Linked DNA regions of Homo sapiens: region 1 is linked to region 2. The links are chromatin contacts, found by Hi-C or POLR2A ChIA-PET in ENCODE. All regions are on one chromosome and are shown on one strand. The core of a region is the stretch at or near the end of the contact, and the rest is flanking DNA. Distances in the headings are between cores, read along the strand shown. Region 1 holds the start of FBXW8 (F-box and WD repeat domain containing 8). Region 2 overlaps OAS2 (2'-5'-oligoadenylate synthetase 2).

Region 1 (7,115 bases), core at 1,184-3,683, 3.9 Mb after region 2:
GGACCCTCAAGTTCATCAAGAAGAGAGCGGGGACACACATCTGCACCATAAGAAGTGAGAGGAGCTGGGCAATATCTTGACCTCCAGGAAGCGAATGGCTGCCAAGAAGAACTGAGACTTCTTCCCCTTCTGTGTATAATAAAACCTTTACGGAAAAAAAAGAGAATGCTTACTTGTATTGGATGCTTATGTTCCATCTTGCATCACTTCACTCATCTTTTACCTTAGTCACTGCTGTAGCAACTGGCTTTGTGCACGTGTAACCTGACAGTCGTTCCTGTTAGCTGCACAGTGTACCTCCTGCTTTTTGCCCCAGAGCATCTCTGCTGCCTTGGTACGGAACATCCATGATAATCCGTTTACTTATACCCAATCTAGAAGTGGGAGGTTGTTAAAGCTCCTTGGCTTAGCCTTTCTCTAGTAGGGGATGAGAGTCACTGGACAAATGCTTTCCTCTTCTGGCTCTTATCTCTTGGGAGGACAATTCTGAGCTGTGTTCTAAGGCTCCTTAGAAGGTGCTAATGGAATGAGCCTAAATTGCCACAGTAGGACCAACTCAGAGATGCTCTTTCTTTTTTTTGTTTTTTTGAGACAGAGTCTCGCACTGTCGCCCAAGCTGGAGTGTAGTGGTGTGAATATACGCCCAACCATATACTCTAATTTTCTACAGTGAAGGTTGTCCAAGCCTGGTTTCCCACAGTAAGCAAGCCTGAGCCCTGGGTTTGTAGGCAGCTAGTTTATTTACAGAAGTGATTCTAGAGAAGAGGCCTGAGAGACTAAGAAGAGTTAGACAAGGAATAAGGGACAGTTAATTGCAAGAGCATCTTTGAGCCTGGAGTGGTGGCTCACACCTGTAACCCCAGCACTTTGGGAGGCTGAGGTGGGTGGATCACTTGAGGTCAGGAGTTCAAGACTAGTCTGGCCAACATGGTGAAACCCTATCTCTACTAAAAATACAAAAACTTAGCCAGGTGTGGTGGCGGGCACCTGTAGTCCTAGCTACTCAGGAGGCTGAGGCAGGAGAATGGCGTGAACCCGGGAGGCGGAGCTTCCAGCGAGCCGAGATCGCGCCACTGCACTCCAGCCTGGGCAACAGAGCGAGACTCCGTCTCAAAAACAAAACAAACCAAACAAACAAACAAACAAAAAACCATTTATTGAGCATGTATTAATCACCAGTCTCAAAGCTAAGAGTTGCCAATCTAGAAGGGAAGGGATATATATATATACATAAAAATAAAATTACAAATTGTGTTATGTATTATGATGAGAAGTACAGGATGCTGTGAGAATGAGTAACAGGGATACCTGATGTTTCTTGAGTGGAGGTTGGAAGATTAAGTGAAATGTGAGTTGAGATATGAAAGATGTGTAGGAGTTAACCAAGTCAAGGTGGGGGGAAAAGTTCCCTGCTGAGGGAATATCAGGTGCAAAGAAAACATTTTTAAGTGGAACGCCATCGTATGTCATTTTCTTTCCCATCTTAAAGCCCTTGGATTTCCTTCTGGAAATCTCTCTCCTAAGATCTGACCTTCCCTTGGCTGGTTTCTCTTTCAGATTTTTAAAAAAAAATTTTTATTTCCACAGGTTATTGGGAACAGGTGGTATTTGGTTACATGAGTAAGTTCTTTAGTGGTGATTTGTGAGATTTTGGTGCACGCATCACCCGAGCAGTATACACTGAACCCAAGTTATAGTCTTTTATCCCTCCCCACCTTCCCACCCTCCCCTCGTCCCCCTCCCCTGTTCCAAAGTCCCATAAGTCATTCTTATGCTTTTGCATCCTCGTAGCTTAGCTCCCACTTATATGTGAGAACATACGATGTTTGGTTTTCCATTCCTGAGTTACTTCACTTAGAATAATAGTCTCCAATCCCATCCAGGTTGCTACGAATGCCATGAATTCATTCCTTTTTTATGGCTGAGTAGTATTCCACCATATGTATATATCAGTTTCTTTATCCACCTGTTGATTCTCTTTTAGATTTTAATTTAAATAACATCTTAAACAGACTTTCACTATCAATCCTTACTCCCCTTACCTTACCTTATTTTGTTTTCTTCCTAATACCTATCACTGATTTAAATGTTCATATTTCTTTGTTTAAAGTCTCCCTACTTAAACGCATGCTCCAAGACGTCAGAGTTTTTGTTTTGTTTTACAGATTTAAATGCTGAATTCTTGGTGCCTGGCATATAGTAGTTGCTGAATGAATGTTTGTTGAATGAAGGAACAATGCTTGGCGCAAAGTCAGAGCTTAGCAAAAGTGATAGGCAGCAGAGCTGACGGGCTGAGGGGCAGCTGCGTAAACCTCTGCTTTGGGCGCCACAAGCCACAAGCCGGACCACCACGTGCGTACAGGGGCAGCGCCGGGGGCGTGGCGGGGGCGTGGACGCCCACCCGGAACCCTAGAGCGGCGGCGGCAGCGGCTTCCGGCCGCGGCGGACACTTCCCTGGGCGGGACTGTCTCGTGGCACCCGGTGGAACCGAGGAGAACGTGGAGCGCCGGGAGCGGCGAATATGGACGACTACAGCCTGGATGAGTTCCGTCGGCGCTGGCAGGAGGAGCTGGCGCAGGCCCAGGCGCCGAAGAAGCGGCGACGGCCCGAGGCTGCCGAGAGGCGGGCTCGGCGGCCGGAGGTGGGCTCCGGGCGCGGCGAACAGGCCTCGGGGGACCCGGCGCTGGCCCAGCGTCTCCTGGAGGGCGCGGGGAGGCCCCCGGCGGCGCGGGCGACTCGGGCCGAGGGGCAGGACGTAGCGAGCCGCTCACGTTCTCCTCTGGCCCGCGAGGGCGCCGGGGGCGGGGAGCAGCTGGTGGACCAGCTCATCCGCGACCTGGTGAGTGGCCGTCGCCTCCCCCCCGCCCATGCCTGCGCCGGCCCCCGCCCCCAGGACAAACCCCTGCAGTGATTTGGAGAGTAACTGTGTGCCACTAGTTGCCCGAGAAAATGAGTAGACGCACAAACACCAATGTTTGTGCTTGCATAGGGGTCTTTCTGGAAGCAGCACTTCCCAACCAGGGCGATTTTGTTCCCCCAGATGTGGCAGTGTCTGCAGACATTTTTGGGTGCCTCATCGGGGTGTGTATGTGTGCATGTTACTGGGCATCTAGTGGGTAGAGGCCAGAGATGCTCCTGAACATCCTACAGTGTACAGGACACCACGCACAAAAAAATTATCCAGGACAAAATATCAGTAAGTGTGGGGTTGAGAAATCCTGCTCTTGAAGGCTACCTAAACTTTGAACAAAGGTTGCCTTTGAAAAGGAGGACCCAGATGATGGATAGGAAGTAATTTTACCTTTGTATACTGTTTGCACTATTTAATTTTTGTAACCGTGCACGTATTCAAAAAAATTATCTCAGAAAAAAAGGAAGAAGAGGAGGAAGAATCTCCTGGGCACTTTCATTAGGATAGAGTTTCTTATCTTTTTGTGGGGCGTGGATACCTTGGAGAATCTGGAGGAAGCTGGGGACCCTGTGTCCGTTAAAAATAATCCCCTTCAGAAAGTTGGGAAAATCAAGAACACCTGAAATGCATCCGTGGCTCCCAGGTTAAGAGGACAAGGCTCCAGGTTCTAATGGTTTGATTTAAATTAGGCCCAAAGGAAGTCCCTACAGCTTTACAATTGGGAACCCACTTTTTTTTTTCCTGTTTTTTTTTTTTTTTCTTTCTTTCTTTCTTTTCTGAGACAGGGTCTTGCTCTGTTGCCCAGGCTAGAGTGTACTGTTGCTCTCCCGGCCCACTGCAGCCTCAAACTGCCTGGCTCAAGCCATCCTCTTCCCTCAGCATCCCGCGTAGCTGGGACTACACGCATGCGCCACCACACTCAGCTAATTTTTTAAATTTTTTGGTAGAGACAAGGTCTCCCTGTATTGCCCAGTCTGGTCTCAAACTCCTGGGCCCAAGTGATCCTCCCAATTGAGAATCATTCTTTTTTTTTTTTTTTTTTTTTGAGACGGAGTCTCGCTCGCTCTGTCGCCCAGGCTGGAGTTGCAGTGGCGCGATCTCGGCTCACTGCAAGTTCCGCCTCCTAGGTTCACGCCATTCTCCTGCCTCAGCCTCCCCAGTAGCTGGGACTAACAGGCGCCCACCACCACGCCCGGCTAATTTCTTTTTGTATTTTTAGTAGAGATGGGGTTTCACTGTGTTAGCCAGGATGGTCTCGATCTCCTGACCTCGTGATCCGCCCGCCTCGGCCTCCCTAAGTGCTGGGATTACAGGCGTGAGCCACCGCGCCCGGCCGAGAATAATTCTTTTAAGTGGCAAGCTGTTTCAAGAAATAATGGCCTATTATTTTATGTAATATGTAGTTTACTCAAATAGCATTAATAGCTACTATTTGAGTTTTTACCAAGTGTTTAGTCCTGTGCTCTGCCCTAATTCGAATATAACAATCCTGTGAGGTAGATTTTAACTCTCCTTTTACAAATGAAGAAACTCAGAGATTCTCTGTAACTTGCCCAGCATTACCCCACTGATAGATTCTGGGGATTGAATTTGGATCCAGGTCTTTTCAACTCCAAGTTTCACCACGTGAACTTGAGTTGGCATAAGAATCACTTGAGGCTTGGTTATAATATAGGTTCTGGGCCCTCCCCAGACCTGCTAACTCCATCACCAGGGAAGGGGCCCTGAAATCTGATGACTGGTATGATCAGGCAAGTTTAAGACATTATACTCTACTGTATAGCCTCCTTTGGTTTAAGGTCCTGATTCTCAAGGCTTTCCATTTGTAACACCTTAGAGGTATAGGCATTGATGCCAAAAATAGTAAAGAAGCAAATCATGTACAGTTGACCTTTGAACAACCTGGGGGGTTAGGAGAACTGACCTCCTTGCAGTCAAAAATCTGTGTATAACTTTTGACTCTCCCAAAACTTAACTACGAATAGCCTACTGTTGACCAGAAGCCTTATAGATAAGTCAGTTAACACATATTTTGTATCTTCTGTGTGTTATATACTGTAGCATTATAATAAAGTAAGCTAGAGGAGAAAGTGTCATTAAGAAAATTATAAGAGAAAATGTATTTACTATTCATTAAGTGAAAGTGGCTCATCACAAAGGCCATCATTCTCATTGCCTTCATGCTGGGTAGGCTGCTGCTGCTGCTACGAAGGAGGGATTGGTCTTGCTGTCATAGTGGTGGCAGAGGTGCAAGGAGAGGCAGGCACATTCGATGCAACGTTTATGGAAAAAACCTGCATACAAGTGGACCCACGCGGTTCAAACCCATGTTGTTCAAGGGTCTGTAGTATTCTGAAAATAGAAGGGACCTGCATACTGGAGAATCTGGAGGGTACATCTGAATCTATTTCATGTTGTTGGAAAAGGCCTTCCCTGTCTTCCTGGAATTCATTTCCCTGGTCTCCTCTGCCCCCTTCAGAATCACCACATTAGGTACTACTAGGTTCTCTATGAGTAGCATACAACTTTTGGGGCACCTCTAATTTTAAAGAGGACTTTGTAGGCCAGGTGTGGTGGTACACACCTGTAATCCCACCACTTTGGAGGCCAAGCCAGGAGGATTGCTTGAGCCCAGGAGTTCAAGACCAGCCTGGGCAACATAGTGAAACCCTGGTTCTACAAAAAATTTAAAAAATTTAGCTAGGTGTGGTGGTGCACCCCTTTAGTTCTAGCTACTTGGGAGGCTGAGGTGGGAGGATCGCTTGAACCCAGGAGGCTGAGGCTGCAGTGAGCCATGATTGCACCACTGCACTCCAGCCTGGGTGACACAGCAAGACCCTGTCAAAAGCAGGCAAAAAGCAAACTTTGTGGCTGGGCAAGGTGGCTCATGCCTGTAATCCTAGCACTTTGGGAGGCTGAGGTGGGTGGATGGATCTCTTGAGCTCAGGAGCTCAAAACCAACCTGGGCAACGTAGAGAAACCCCATCTCTACAAAAATTGGCCAGCGTGGTGGCATGTTCCTGTAGTCCTCACTACCTGGGAGGCTGATGTGGGAGGATTGATTGAGGCCAGGAGGTCGAGGATGCAGTGAGCCGGGATCACACCACTGCACTCCGGCCTAGGTGACAGAGCGAAACCCTGTCTCAAAAAAAAAAAAAAAAAAAAAGGCTGGGCCTGGTGGCTCATACCTGTAATCCCAGCACTTTGGGAGGCTGAGGTGGGCAGATCACCTGAGGTCAGGAGTTCGAGACCAGCCTAACCAACAAGGAGAAACTCTGTCTCTACTAAAAATACAAAATTAGCCAGGCATGGTGGTGGGTGCCTGTAATCCCAGCTACTCAGGAGGCTGAGGCAGGAGAATCTCTTGAACCCAGGAGGCGGAGGTTGTGGTGAGCCGAGATCGTGCCATTGCACTCCAGTCTGGGCAACAAGAGCAAAATTCCATCTCAAAAAATAAAAAATGAAAACAAGACTTTGCAATCATTAGTAACACTGCTATAAATAAAGTTATAATTCATTGTGTGCGTAAACTGTCTCCTTGGTACTGTCTTAAGGGTTTAGAGACATTATCGTCTTCATTTCTCCCAACAACTCTCTCCAGTGGCTATTTTCAACTAATCTGTAGATGAGCATTAGGAAAGTAACTGATTTTTAGATAATAAACCTACTCCTTCTCTCCAGGCTGATAAATGATGACAAGGTTTATGGAAAAGGCTTGGATTCCTGTGTCAGTGGTTGCAAGCCCCAGAGCCCACAGGGCTAAGGCAGGTAATGCACGTGAGTGAGGTAGGCTGGGTGTTGCACATTAGGTCTTTTCTCCCAGCTCATCAGGTGTTTTTATGTGTTCTGGTCATAGCTTTATAATTCGTTTCATAGTGGCAGCTGTTCTTTTTGTCACAATTAAACATGTAGGAATTGTCTTTAAACATGGCCATCTTGGTCTTGTTTTCCCACTTTTAAAAGTTTTTAAGCTCAAACTATGTATTGACCTTTACAAGGGCCTAAATACACAGCTTGATGAATTTTCAAGTGTACACATCCATGTAAACAGCAGCCAGGTCACAGGGCAGCATCACCAGCATGTCAGAACCACCTCCCCTGCCCTGTGTTCCCTTCCACCCAAGGGTAACCACTCACCTGACTTCTCTTCCACCCAGGGGTAACCACTCACCTGACTTCTCTTCCACCCAAGGGTAACCACTCA
Region 2 (6,833 bases), core at 2,491-4,990:
GTTTTGATTGTTTTGTACATTCTTTGTTCTTTTCTTTCTCTTTATTGCCTACCTTTCCAATTGTTGGGGGTTTTGTAATGATAACATTTGACTCCTTTCTCTTTGTCATTTGTGTATCTGCTCTACCAGTGAGTTTTATACTTTTGTGTGTTTTCATGATGGTAGACATCATCCCTTTGCTTCCAGATGTAACACTCTCTTAAGCATTTTCTGTAGAACTAGTCTAGTGGTGATGAATTCCCTCTGTTTTTGCTTGTCTGGGAAAGACTTTGTTTCTCCTTCATTTTTGAAGGATAGCTTTGCTGGGTATCGTATTCTTGTCTGAAAGGGTTTTTTTTTAGCACTTTGAGCATATCATCCTATTCTCTTCTGACCTGTAAGTTTTCTGCTCAGAAATCTGCTATTAGTCTGAGGAGAATTCCCTTATATGTGACTTTATACTTTTGTCTTGCTATTTTCAGAATTATATGTTTGTCTTTGACTTTTGACAGTTTGACTATAATATGCCTGCAGAAGACATTTTGGGGTTGAATCTATTTGAGAATCTTTGAGCTTCCTGTATCTGGGTGTCTAAATCTCTTGTAAGACATGGGACGTTTTCAGCTATTACTTCATTAAATAGATTTTCTATGCCTTTGCCCATCTCTTCTCCTAGATCTTTCCAAATTTAAATATTTGGTTACTTTATGATTACCAATATGGCACATAGGCTTTCTTCACTCATTTTTATTTATTTTTCTCTCCTTTTGTCTGGCTGGATTATTTCAAAAGAACTGTCTTCAAGTTTAGAAATTCTTTCTTCTCCTTGACCTAGTCTATTGTTAAAGCAGTGAGTTGTATTTTTATTTTATTCATTGATTTCTTCAGTTTCAGGAATTCTCTTTGGTTCTTTTTAGCAATATCTATCTCTTTGTTGAGTTTCTCATTCAGAGCATAAATTATTTTCCTGATTTATTTGTATTGTTTATCTGTGTTTTCTTGTATCTTACTGAATTTCTTTAATATCATGGTTTTGAATTTTTCTTAACCATTGCACAGATATCATTTTCTTTGGGATCTGTACTAAAGAATTATTGTGCTCCTTTGGAAGTGCCATGTTTCCCTTGCTTTTTCATGTTTCTGTGTCCTTACATTGATATCAGCACAGCTAATGTAACAGTCACTTCTCCAATTTTATTTATTGACTTTCATAGGGAAAGACATTTTCCTCTGCTGGGCATGATGGCTCATGCCTATAATCCCAGTGACTCAGGAGGCTGAGGTGGGAAGATTGCTTCTGGCAGGAGTTTGAGGTTACAGTGAGATATGATTGTGCCACTATGCTCCAGCCTAGGTGACAGAGCAAGACCCTGTCTCTAAAAAATTAAATAAAAATAAAATAAAAAAGATGTTTTCCTGTAGATGTGTCTATAGTGTTGGTTGAGTGGAGCGCTTTGGCTTTGATTCTGTGTGGGCACAGTTAGTGGAGCCTCCACATGATTTCATTAGCATCAGTGTTGTCTGTGAGCTCCTCAGTGGCTGACAGTGTAGTTGTTAATGGAGTCTGTGGAAAGGCTGTGCTGGGAACAGGGACATCAGGCAGGTTGGTCTTCAAGCACCAGTGGTGACAGCAGTATGCCAGGCATGCTGGTCCTCAGGCCCCCAGGCAGTGTATGTGGGTGTCAATGCTGGTGTGTCCAGGTGGGCAGGGTATCAGACTTCAAGATGACATGTTCGGGTGCCAGTGGTAGCAGCAGTGGACTGAACAGGCAGGTCCTTGGGCCCCCAGGTGGCTTGTTTGGAAGCGGCAGCAGCAGGCCAACCCTCAGGCCCTCAAGTGGTGTACACAGGCATCAGTGATGGCAAGCTGGGTAGGCTGGTCCCCAGGCCCTTGGGAGACACATGTGGTCACTAGTGGCAGGCAGAGTGGGCCCATCCTTAGGCCTCTGGATGGTGTGTGCCTGTGCTGCTGGTGGTAAAGAGGACGGGTTAATCTCCTGGCCCCTGGGCAGCACATGTGGATGCTGGTGGCAGGTGGGGCGAGCCTGTCTTCAGGTTCCCTAATGGTGTGTGCAGGTGCTGGCCGCAGGTGGGACAGTTTTACCCCCATTCCCCCAGATGCGCACAGGCACCAGCAACAATGGCAGGTGAGGCGATCCTATCCTCAGGCCCTGGGACAGTAAGCACAGGTGCTGGTGGCAGGTGGGGCAGTTCAATCCGTTTCTATTGCCAGCGGCCATTTGAGTCACCTCCAGGTTGGGGCTAGTATGAAAAGTGTTACTATGAGCATCCCAATCAGGTCTTTGTGGGGCAAATGGATGCCTGCCACTCAATGTTAAGACCATTTTTGGCTTTTACTTGAGTTGAGAAATACCACTGCCTGCTAGAGATCCCTGTAACCCCAGAATCTAGTGTCTCATATCTGCTTCTTTGTCACTGGCAGGGTGGCTCCTATGGACGGAAAACAGTCTTAAGAGGCAACTCCGATGGTACCCTTGTCCTCTTCTTCAGTGACTTAAAACAATTCCAGGATCAGAAGAGAAGCCAACGTGACATCCTCGATAAAACTGGGGATAAGCTGAAGTTCTGTCTGTTCACGAAGTGGTTGAAAAACAATTTCGAGATCCAGAAGTCCCTTGATGGGTTCACCATCCAGGTGTTCACAAAAAATCAGAGAATCTCTTTCGAGGTGCTGGCCGCCTTCAACGCTCTGAGTAAGCATTGCTGGGTGTCAGGAGAGAAAAGCCAAAGAAGCGGGTGCCAGACAGCTCTGTGCAACCTCTAGGCCATGAGTGGGATAGATACCACTGCTGCTTTAAAAAATGGGAGACCATAGACCCTCAGGAGAGAAGAATCCCTTCTACCCTGGACTCGCTCTCTTCTCTGGAACTAACTTCTCCCCCATACCCTGATTGTCTTTGGAGAAAATGTTCTGGATTCTAGAATCTAAGGCAGAGCCTTTTAAGCCATACTGTACACATAAATCACCTGGAACCTTGTTAAAATGCAGATCCTGACTCAGGAGGTCTGAGTTAGAGCCCAGGATTTCATATTTCTAGCCAGCTCCATGATGAGCTGCTGGTCCGCAGATCATGCTTGCAGGTTTTGACCAGAGTCAGTGTTGGTTAGAGTAAGAGGATGAGGCAGACATCTGGGAAAAGTCCAGCTGGGGCAAGCATTTGAAGTCTGCCTTCCTACCAGGTCAAAATCAAGGCAACGACCTTCCATAGATAACTATCAAAGCTTGAGGGGGTGCCTTGAACCCAACTCCTAAATCCCTAAGACCTGCCCACCTCTTGTGTCTCCTGTCTCAGCAAACATTCCCACACTCTTGCATATTGTTAAAGTAACCTCTGCTTACCAGGCTTCTGGTTTAATAAAAGATGGCTAGAGTGACTCCATCTTAAAGCAAGTAGCTAGGCACTCAAAAGGAACCTACAGGCTTAATACTTGGGTCTGAAAATAGCCACAGTCTAAGCTGACCACCAATTATAATTGCAGAATATTTAAGGCCATACAAAACATCTCCCACTAAGCCTACAAAATGTCCAGGTGTCCTAAAAGTTCAGCCCACTTAAAGGCAGCATTAATGAGCAGGTTTAGGTTGAAGGATTAATGGTCATCAATACCACTGTTAAGAAGAAAATTCTTGGCCAAATTGAATTTAATGGAGTTTAACTGAGCAGACAATTCACAAATCTAGAAGCCTCCTGAGCCAGAGTAGGTTCAGAGAGTCTTGAACACAGCCACGTGGTGGAAGAAGATTTATGGACAGGAAAAGGAAAATGATGTACTGAAAATGAAAGTGAGGTACAGAAACAGCCAGACTGGTTATAGCTCAGCATTGGCCTTATTTGAACGAGATTTGAACAGTTGGCCACCTTTGATTGGCCGAAACTCAGTGATTGGCACAAGAGTAGGTTGCAGTCTGTTTACACATCCTTTTAGGTTATAGTTCACCATGTACAGAGAAATTTTAGGCCAAACTTAAAATATGTAAGGAGGCAGCTTTAGGCTAAACTTGATTTAACAGCACCAATACCCCCTACCTTTAGTGAGCACATCTGCACATTCCAATTTTAATGACAGCTCCTTAGAATTTCTTATCAACGAAGACACTAACAAAGAATGGCGCATTCCTCCTTCTCCTTTCTGAGGATGCCCTACCCTGTAACAAAGTCGTTTCTAATAAATTTGCTTCTTTCACCATACTCTGTACCTGCCTTGAATTCTTTCCTGCATGAGATCCAAGAACCCTCTCTTGGGATCTGAATCAGGACCCTCTTTTCCAGCAACGCTATCACCTGTAAACCAAAAGTATCTGAGACAGGTCTCAATCTATTTAGAAAGTATATTTGCCAAGGTGAAGGATGTACCCATGACACAGCCTCAGGAAGTTCTGATGACATGTACCCAAAGTGCTCAGGGTACAGCTTGGTTGTATACGTGGTATGGTTTGGCTGTGTCCCCACCAAATCTCATCTTGAATTGTAGCTCCCACAATTTCCACATGTCATGGGAGGGACCCAGTGGGAGGTAATTGAATCATGGAGGCAGGTATTTCCCATGCTGTTCTCATGATAATGAATAAATCTCACGAGATCTGATGGTGTCATAAAGGGGAGTTCCCCTGCACAAGCTCTCTCTGGCCTCCCACCATGTAACATGTCCCTTGCTCTTCCACCATGATTGTGAGGCCTCCCCAACCATGTGGAACTGTGAGTCAATCAAACCTCTTTCCTTTATAAACTACTCAGTCTCAGGTATGTCTTTATTAACAGCATGAGAACAGACTAATACAATACATTTTAGGGAGACATGAGACATCAATCAATGCAGGTAAGATGTACATTGGTTTGGTTTGGAAAGGCAGGACAACTCAAAGTGGGGGCTTCCAGGTCATTGGTAGATTTAAAGATTTTCTGATTGGCAATTGATGGAAAGAGTTATCATCAATAGAAGGGAATGTCTGGGTTATGATGATAAAGGGTTGTGGAGACCAAAGTTTTATCATGCAGCTGAAAACTCCAGGTAGCAGACTTCAGAGAGAATAGATTGTAAATGTTTCTTATCAGACAAGAGCCTGTTCTATCACTAATTCCAAAAGAGAGGGAGGTATCATGAGGCATGTCCAGCTCCTCCTTCCCATCATGGCCTGAACTGGTTTTTCAGGTCAACTTTGGAATGCCTTTGCTGAGAGGAGAGGTCCATTCAGATGACTGGGGGTGCTTAGAATTTTGTTTTTGGTTTATATACCTAAGCCAGGATTGTATCTCCAGCTCCCCCACCTCCTCACTCACAGCCCATCACTAAGTCCTGCCAGTTCTGCCTAACTTGCTCCTAAATCTGCATCATTTCTCTCCCTTCCCACTGCTACTTCCCTAGTCAACGTCACCACCAGGGATGGGGCAATGGCTTCCTAATTGTCTCCCTGCCTCCTGTCTCACTCCACCCTGCAGCTGGTGCTCTCTTTCCATGCACAAATATTGTGTCACACACTCTGCCTCTAATGGCTTTTCACTGCATTTAGGAAGTTGACCAAAAAGGCCAAACTCTGTAAAATATTTTAAGAGGTTTTTTCTGAGCCAAATATGAGGACCATGACCTGTGACACAATCTCAGTAGTTCCTGAGAACGTGTGCCCCAGGTGATTAGGTTACAGCTTGATTTGTATACATTTTAGGGGGACAGAATTTACAGGCAGAAACGTAAATCAGTACACATAAGATGTGCATTGATTCAGCCTGGAAAGGCAAAATGTCTCAAAGCAGGGTCTTCCAGGTCATAGATGGTTATAAAGATTTCCTGATTAGCAGTTAGTTGAAGGAGTTCAGCTTAAGAAAAGGGGAGTTGTGGAAGACAAGGTTCTTATTATGTAGATGAAGCCTCCAGGTAGCAGGCTTCAAGGAGAATAGGTGGTAAATGTCCCTTATCAGACCTTAAAGATGTCAGACGATTAGTTAAAATCTCTCCTGAATCAGGAAAAGATCTGGAAGGGGAAGGGGATTCTCCACAGAATGTGAATTTTTCCACAGGACACAGCTTTGCAGGGCCATTCCAATATATGTCAAAGAAATATATTTTGGGGTAAAATACTTTTGATTTCCTTTAGGGCCTGTTATCTGTCAGGTGATGCCAGAGTTAGGCTGGAATTTGGTGTCATACTGCTACAAAGAGTCTGTTCTGTCAGTCTTGGGGTCTCTATTTTAATGTTAGTGTTTGTCGATTGTGCCTGAATTCCAAAGGGAGGAGGGTATAATGAGGTGTCTGAGCTCCCCCTTCCCATCATGACCTGAGCTAGTTTTTCAGGTTTCTTTGGGGGTTCCCCTTGGCCAAGAGAGGGGTTCATTCAGTAGGTTGGGAAGGCTTAGAATTTTATTTTTGGTTTACAAGGATAAGGATCAAACTCCTCAGCAGGACAGGACTTTGATGATCTGGCAGCCCCTACTTACTTACCTCTCCAGCTGTACCACTCACCACCAACTAACTCTCTATGCTTCAGCCACTCTGGCCTTCCCTGAGCTCCTCAAACCCACATGATGCTAGCTCAACTTGAGACTTTGGCCTATACTGTTCCTTTGCCTGGAATATACTTCCCCCAGCCTTTTATTTTTGGATAACTCCAACTCATCCTTTAAGTCCTCTGGCTCTCTATGTCTGGGTTAGATCCACTTTCCACATGCTCCAGTAGCAATTTGTGCTGTCTGAATCATGGGATTTATCACTTTGCAAACCCCAACTATCTGAGACAGGTCTCAGTTAGTTTAGAAAGTTTATTTTGCCAAGGTTGAGGATGCGCACCCGTAACACAGCCTCAGGAAGTCCTGATGACATGTGCCCAAGGCGCTCAGAGC

What was found. A loop is a pair of places that touch in the nucleus more often than their neighbours do. ChIA-PET counts read pairs that join two places held with the same protein, here RNA polymerase II (POLR2A).
Region 1: a map of posterior vena cava shows a loop between it and region 2 (30-fold over the local background). The contact joins the promoter of FBXW8 here to the enhancer-like site in region 2. A Hi-C loop is called at or near these places in 1 of 168 maps with a recorded cell type or tissue (posterior vena cava). POLR2A ChIA-PET finds 5 or more read pairs at or near these places in 1 of 52 experiments (GM10248).

The regions. Positions count from the first base shown.
Region 1 is chr12:116,908,517-116,915,631 of GRCh38, forward strand. It overlaps FBXW8 (F-box and WD repeat domain containing 8), which reads left to right and starts at 2,434. Exons shown (of 11, transcript NM_153348.3): 1 at 2,434-2,839. The coding sequence starts at 2,522. It also overlaps the pseudogene RPL36P15. RefSeq lists silencers at 2,262-2,481, 2,642-2,901.
Region 2 is chr12:112,984,616-112,991,448 of GRCh38, forward strand. OAS2 (2'-5'-oligoadenylate synthetase 2) reads left to right here. Exons shown (of 10, transcript NM_002535.3): 2 at 2,423-2,693. Among named protein-coding and RNA genes, the nearest start is that of OAS2, 9.5 kb to the left of the region's middle. Within about 2 kb of position 3,741, at least 2 of the 41 ENCODE cell types and tissues checked have a DNase peak (open chromatin) inside an H3K27ac peak, as active enhancers do.